Regions from separate parts of the Homo sapiens genome. Here region 2 is linked to region 1. Evidence: chromatin contacts called from ENCODE Hi-C or POLR2A ChIA-PET data. All regions are on one chromosome and are shown on one strand. The core of a region is the stretch at or near the end of the contact, and the rest is flanking DNA. Distances in the headings are between cores, read along the strand shown. Region 1 has its middle 42 kb from the start of CDYL-AS1. Region 2 has its middle 77 kb from the start of KU-MEL-3.

Region 1 (3,404 bases), core at 541-3,040:
AGTAGTTAAGACATAAATCCTTCTTACAGTATTAAAGGGTGCTAGTGTATTAAACTACCTAAATAGCCAGCATGCCTTTTAAAGGGGCTATCATGATCTAATTCAAATGGTAAGAATTCCAGGGTCTATGTCAGGTGCCCCTGGCTCCCTCTGTGTCTCATCCCCTTCCATTATGGATCCAAAAAACATGTCTTGAAATGTTGCCTCCTGGCCGGGCATGGTGGCTCATGCCTGTAATCCCAGCATTTTGGGAGGCTGAGGTAGGCAGATCACTTGAGGTCAGGAGTTCGAGACCAGCGCCTGGCCAACATAGTGAAACCCCATCTCTATTAAAAATACAATAATTAGCCAGATGCGGTGGCATGCACCTGTAATCCCAGCTACTCAGGAGACTGAGGCAGGAGAATCACTTGAACCCCAGAGGCAGAGGTTGCAGTGAGCCGAGATGCAGGTTGCAGTGAGCCAACATCGCACCACTGCACTCCAGCCTGAGTGACAGAGAAAGACTCTGTCTCAAAAAAAAAAAAGAAATCATTGCCTCCTGCAAAAATTAATATGCAAGAAAATTCAAGGGACTAGTAATCTGTGGAAGGAGGGGGAAGATGGTAATGTTTTATTTCTTTTCGGTGTCAATTACATGAGGTCATTTTATTTTATAATATATTCTCTTGTATGTGTGAAATACAAATTTTAAATATGTGATAATTTAAAAGTAATATGTAGAGTTGATTTAAAATAGGAAAAAATGACTGGGCATGGTGGTCCATCCCTGTAATCCCAGCACTCTGGGAGGCTGAGACAGGAGGATCACTTGAGCCAAGGAGTTTGGGACTGGCCTGGGCAACATAGCAAGATCCTGTCTCTACAAAAAGTACAAAAATTAGCTAAGCATGATGGTGCATGCTTGTAGTTCCAGCTACTCAGGAGGCTGAGGCGGGAGGATTGCTTGAGCCCCAGAGATTGCAAATGTAGTGAGCTCTGATTGTGCCACCGCACCCCAGCCTGGGCAACAGAGCCAGACCCTGTCTCTAAATTAATTAATTAATTTAATTTAATGGGAAGAAATGTCTGGGCACTGCGGCTTATGCCTGTAATCCCAGCACATTGGGAGGCAGAGGCTGGAGGATCACTTGAGGCAAGAAATTCAAGACCAGCCTGAGCAACATAGCAAGACCCCATCTCTACAAAAACATTAAAAAATAAAAAATTCACTGGGCATAGTGGTGAATGCCTGCAGTCATAGCTACTCAGGAGGCTGAGGTGGGAGGCTTGCTGGAGCCTGGGAGGTTGAGGCAGCAAATGAGCTCTGGTTGCACCACTGCACTGCAGCCTGGGCAACAGAGAGAGATCCTGTTTTTTAAAAAAAAAGAGGGGGGGATTGGGGGGGAATTCTCAGTATCCCTTCAATTTTGAGGGGAAAAAAGGTAATAAGAAAAAACAAGGAGAAAGCAATAGATAAGCAAATGAAAGGGAGGAAAACAGATTCAAGTTTGAAAAGGAAAATGAAAGAAAAGATAGCGGCCTGGAAGACAGGCAGAGATAGGAGGATTAGATGGAGTATTTGGCTGAACAGGGACAACAGAGGTGGTGAGGAGTCCCTGCGGCGCTGCAGAGTGGGAGAGAGCGGAACAGTGAAAGCTACTTCGGATCCTCCAAGAAACGTCAGCAAATCCATCCTATTCCTCAGCATTCTGCTTCAGCCACCTAAGGCAGTCAGCCTCCCACTGCCGTTCAGCCTGTGTGGCCCAGAGCCAGGAAGCACGTTCCCTCGCAGCTCTGGGTACAGATTCCCTATACACATGAGTGTCTCCCTCCCGGTGACTCAGCTGCTGTGCTTTCCTCTCCTTCCCCAGGGCCTGAGCAGTAGCCTGCCTGATGATGATCAAGCAGAGCCCTGCAAGTTTCAAGAGGAATGTCAGTGACTCTTCACTGAAACCCCCCAGGTAGGCATGCAGTGACAATCCAGGGCTTTCCTGGACACATTGCAATCCTAACCTCAGGGTAAAAGCCATGTCCCTGTTCCGCCACAGCATGGCAAAATCAATTCCAGTTGGATTAAAAAGTTACATGTTTTTAAAAAAATGAAACCGTAAAAATGTATGTGACTCAGATAAAGTAAAAAAAAAAAAAAGAAAAAAGTGAGTGGTTATGTGTTTTTAAAAAGACAGAGATCAAATGGATAAATATTACACAAGACTAGTCTAAATTGTTTGGTGTACACCATGAAATACTTTTTTCAACCTCTGGCTCCAAATCTCCAAACTTTTGTCCCCTTCCTTACTCCTTGTGCTGAACAGACAGCCTTTTAGTCACTCAGTTTTAAGAGAAACTTCATTCTGGTCATTAAGACTCCATCTCAGGTATGAAAATTTCAGTAAGTGAAGGCAAAGATTAATTTTATATTCGTTTAAAGGCTTTTCCCGTCCACCTAAGGCCAGGCTTGCAGTCCCTGTTCTGGAAGGTGGGCTGTTTGCTCTTTCTGCATTTTACTCCTCTTCTCCTCTCTCTCTGCAGTTTCTTTTTCTTTTTCTTTTCTTTTCTTCTTCTTTTTTTTTTTTTTTCTTGAGACAGAGTCTCACTCTGTTACCCAGGTTGGAGTGCAATGGCACAATCTCGTGTCACTGCAACCTCTGCTTCCTGGGTTCAAGCTATTCTCCTGCCTCAGCCACCCAAGTAGCTAGGATTACAGGTGATGGCTAATTTTTGTATTTTTTAGTAGAGATGGGGTTTCACCATGTTGGCCAGGCTGGTCTCGAATTCCTGGCCTCAGGTGATCCATCCGTCTCAGCCTCCCAAAGTGCTGGGATTACAGGCATGAGCCACCACGCCCAGCCCTCTCTCTGCTGTTTCCCCTCTGGCGTTGTCGGGAAGGGAGGGGAAAGGACTAGGGGAAAGGTGCCTTTATGTAAGTCATGCAGCTGTCCTGACAGTCAAACTCTCTCTCTGGGAGGGTCCCCTTGTGTGGGCTCAAGAGACCTTTGAGGGTCTCTCCAGGGCACTGTTGTCTGATGCATACTGGGTCATCTCAGAGTCCCACTCCTAGGCTCCTGCCAGCTCTCCCCATCACAGCCTGGGGCACATGATGCAGGGGGCTCCCCACCAGACAGCCAGCCACCTTGGGCGGGTCACCAGCCAGATGGCCTGAGTCACTGTCTGCTGCATTCACTTGGCCCACAGCACATCCTTCCACTCCACATTCCAGATGGGGAGAGTGTAGCTGCTCTCTCTGTCTGCTTTCTCTTCATCCCGCTGGGACGGGCTGCTGCAGCAAGACTTTTGCATTCAGAATTCTCTAGATGAAAAGGAGAGACCAGTTTCTATGTTCAGTTAGACTCCTAATTCAGGAAGGGGAGGGCACAGGGATGGGAAGTTGGGGGATGGGGATGGAGGGAAGATGGGGATGG
Region 2 (3,342 bases), core at 742-3,241, 45 kb before region 1:
TGAGAAGCAGTTAACTCCACCAGCTTTCTTTCCCAGCTCCACAAAGGGCAGGAGCCTGGAGGGTTTTTTCCCTCTGGAGAGGTAAAATCAAGCCTCTCTGGGCTGGGGAACACCAGGCAGAGATAAGGGCAGGAGTACTGTATGGAAGAAAGGGACGAAGTCAAAGCTGCATGCTGAGCATCTGATTCCCAGCCTTCCTTCCCATCGTGACGCTCAGAAGGCAGACAGCCAAGCTTAAATCCTCCAGGCAGAAGATTCAAAAACTCTTCTCTTGGGAATCCAACAAGTTCATGAGAAAGTCATCATCAGAGGGTTTCTTAACAAAACTGTCAAGCTGGGCCAGACATAGTGGCTCACACCTGTAATCTCCATGTACTGAGAGGTCAAGGCAAGAGGATCACTTGAGGCCAGAAGTTCACAACCAGCCAGGGCAACATAGTGAGACCCCATCCCTACAAAAAATGTTTAAATCAGCCAGGTGTAGTAGTGCACACCTGTAGTCCTAGCTACTTGGGATGCTAAAGTGGGAGGATCATTTGAGTCCAGGAGTTCGAGGTAGCCATGAGCCATGATCATGCCACTGCACTTCAGCCTGGGCAACATATCAAGACCATGTTTCTTAAAAAAACAAACAAACAGGCTGGGCGCCATGGCTCACGCCTGTAATCCCAGCACTTTGGGAGGCCAAGGGGCCGGGCGGGGGAGGCGTGGATCATGAGGTCAGGAGTTCGAGACCAGCCTGGCCAAGATGGTGAAACCCCATCTCTACAAAAAATACAAAAATTAGCTGGGCATGGTGGCGGGCACCTGTAATCCCAGCTACTCGGGAGACTGAGGCAGGAGAATCATTTGAACCTGGGAGATGGAGGTTGCAGTGGGCCGAGATCATGCCATTGCACTCCAGCCTGAGTGACAGTGTGAGACTATGTCTCAAAAAACAAAAAAATGAAAAAAAAAAAGAACAGCCGAGCTGAATCATCTTACAATTAATTCCACTGTCAGTAAAGCCCTCCACTCACCTACTACCACCAGCACCATGCAGAGCAGACTATAAACAGATTTTTGGTGCACCACTCTTAAACTATAAACAGTATAGGCAAGAATCCCAAGATAACTTGAGAAGCATTTACCCTGTTTCATTGATCCTAAGATGCATGTGTCCGAATGAACATCTCTGAAATCCGCCTTACAAATCAATAGTATTGCAAAATCATGGTCAGTCAGGAGGCAGCCGTGATACGGCCATGCAAAATAATTTCGTGGACACTTTCTCGTAAGATTAAGAGCACCAGCATCGAAGGTTCTCAAAGTCGATAAAATACGGTAATCTGAAAGCCAGAGACCAAAGCAAAGTGGAAAAAGGAGGTAAAAACAGAGAAAATAGCCCCCAAACCCTTATTAATATCCTGAGAGAGATAACGGAATACAATATACTCATTTTTAAAAAATATGAAAGAACATTTAAATAATCCTTGGAATTTAAAATAAGGCAGCTTGCAATAGAAGACTAGGTTGGGAAAATTTCCCAGAGAGAAGGGTAAACAGAAAAAGAGATAGAAAATAGACAAGAAAAAAATAAGAAAATTAGAGAACTGTCCAGGAGTTTCAAAAAGAGAAAATAAAGAAACCATCAGCAAAATTATTCAAGAAAAATCTCTCAGAATTGAAAGACATAAGTTTCTAGATTAAAAGGAGCCCACCAAGTCCCAGAAGACAAAATAAACCCACAACAAAGTGCATCATTGTGACATATAGGAACACTAGGGACAGAGAAAGAGTCTACAAACTTCGAGAGAGAGAGAGAGAACAACGCAGGTCTTAAGTAACAAGGCAGAATATAACAGAGCAGAACTTCCAAATTCCAAATTCCAAATTTTAAAACCTAGAATTGAATACTCAGCCAAACTATCAATGAAATGAGATGACACGATAAAGGCCTTTTCAGACCTGCAGGGAAAGAAGTGAAGAAATCACCCAGATAATGGGTGGAGGCAGAACGCAAGATGGCAGATGAGTCACTGCTGTGTGAGCAACCCGTGCAGTTTGGAGCAGATCAGAAGATCCAGAAGAGATTTCTTCAAGAAAATGAAATTAAACATATTGAGAGGTATGCCCAATTGAAAGAGCTGGCATTGAATTAGTTACAAGTATACAGAAAAATAAGCAAATAGAACTGGAAGACAATTATTAACTCTATGGAAAATAAAAAAGTGCAAGAGGAAGGAAACGTAATGATTGTGTACCGCGTGACTCAGCAAGCATAGTCACAATAAACACTGAAAAATGAGCCAGCCAAAATTAGAACTTAACTGGATAAAGAGAATGGAGAAGACTTAAATTGTGTTCTGAGAGACAGGCGGGTAAAAGACGGTGAAATCTTTGTATTCCAGCAAATACTTACTACCCACATTTTTTCTTCAAGAAACATGCTAGCATTTTACATATTTACCAATTTACATATTTTACAAATACGGAAATGAACATGAAAACACTCAGGTGAAAGTTACAAGGAGGTGCTTCTGGAAAGTGGGACAGGGAACTGCTGCAATGTTTGACAATCAGCCATGTTGAGTGATCTTAATATTTGCACTCTATACATACGTGGCTTTAACAAAAGTAAAAGTTAAAGTAGAAAAAAAGGAAAGAAGAATGAATGAGCATGGGCTTTGAAATCATGCGTAGGTTTGACCACCAAGTATAGTTGGCCCTCTGTATCCATGGATTCCACGTCTGTGGATTCAACCAACCGATTTCGATAATCTGATTTCAGATTATTTCCGATTGAAAATAGCTGGAAAAACGTGTCTGTACTGAACATCCCACTTTGAGAGGCTGAGGTGGGTGGATCACTTGAGGTCATGAGTTTGAGACCAGTCTGGTCAACATGGGGAAACCCCCATTTCTAGTGAAAAAAAAAAAAAATTAGCCGGACGTGGTAGAACACACCTGTAGTCCCAGCTACTCGAGAGGCTGAGGCAGGAGAATCTCTTGAACCTAGGAGGCAGAGGTTGCAGTGAGCCGAGATGGCACCGCCTGGGCAACAGTAAGTGAGACTCCACCTCAAAAAAAAAAAAAGAAAAAAAAAGTTATGCTCTCTGGTAGATAATCAGAAATAACATGAAAGTAAATAGAAATGTTTTAAACCATTTCTTCCTCATGTAAGATATTTTCTGATGGAGTCATAAGAAAAGGAGGAAATGTACAGAAAACAGGAGGGCTTTGGAAGAAATTAGGGGGGTTCTACAAAGTGTTTGGGGCTGGGAGCAACTATTCAAGGAATTTCCATTTCCAAGCTACCAACGGTGTATTGGTCCATTCTCACATTACTATAAAGAACTACCT

What was found. A loop is a pair of places that touch in the nucleus more often than their neighbours do. ChIA-PET counts read pairs that join two places held with the same protein, here RNA polymerase II (POLR2A). Pooled maps may share reads with other maps.
Region 2: a map of PC-9 shows a loop between it and region 1 (4-fold over the local background). The contact joins two enhancer-like sites. A Hi-C loop is called at or near these places in 2 of 168 maps with a recorded cell type or tissue (MCF 10A and PC-9) and 3 of 50 pooled maps. POLR2A ChIA-PET finds 5 or more read pairs at or near these places in 4 of 52 experiments (A549, K562, PC-9 and 1 more).

The regions. Positions count from the first base shown.
Region 1 is chr6:4,731,306-4,734,709 of GRCh38, forward strand. It overlaps a transcript of CDYL not described here. Among named protein-coding and RNA genes, the nearest start is that of CDYL-AS1, 42 kb to the right of the region's middle. RefSeq lists enhancers at 711-1,601, 1,602-2,491. Within about 2 kb of position 1,791, at least 5 of the 41 ENCODE cell types and tissues checked have a DNase peak (open chromatin) inside an H3K27ac peak, as active enhancers do; they include PC-9, where a contact is called at or near this core.
Region 2 is chr6:4,686,205-4,689,546 of GRCh38, forward strand. No RefSeq gene overlaps it. Among named protein-coding and RNA genes, the nearest start is that of KU-MEL-3, 77 kb to the left of the region's middle. Within about 2 kb of position 1,992, at least 8 of the 41 ENCODE cell types and tissues checked have a DNase peak (open chromatin) inside an H3K27ac peak, as active enhancers do; they include PC-9, where a contact is called at or near this core.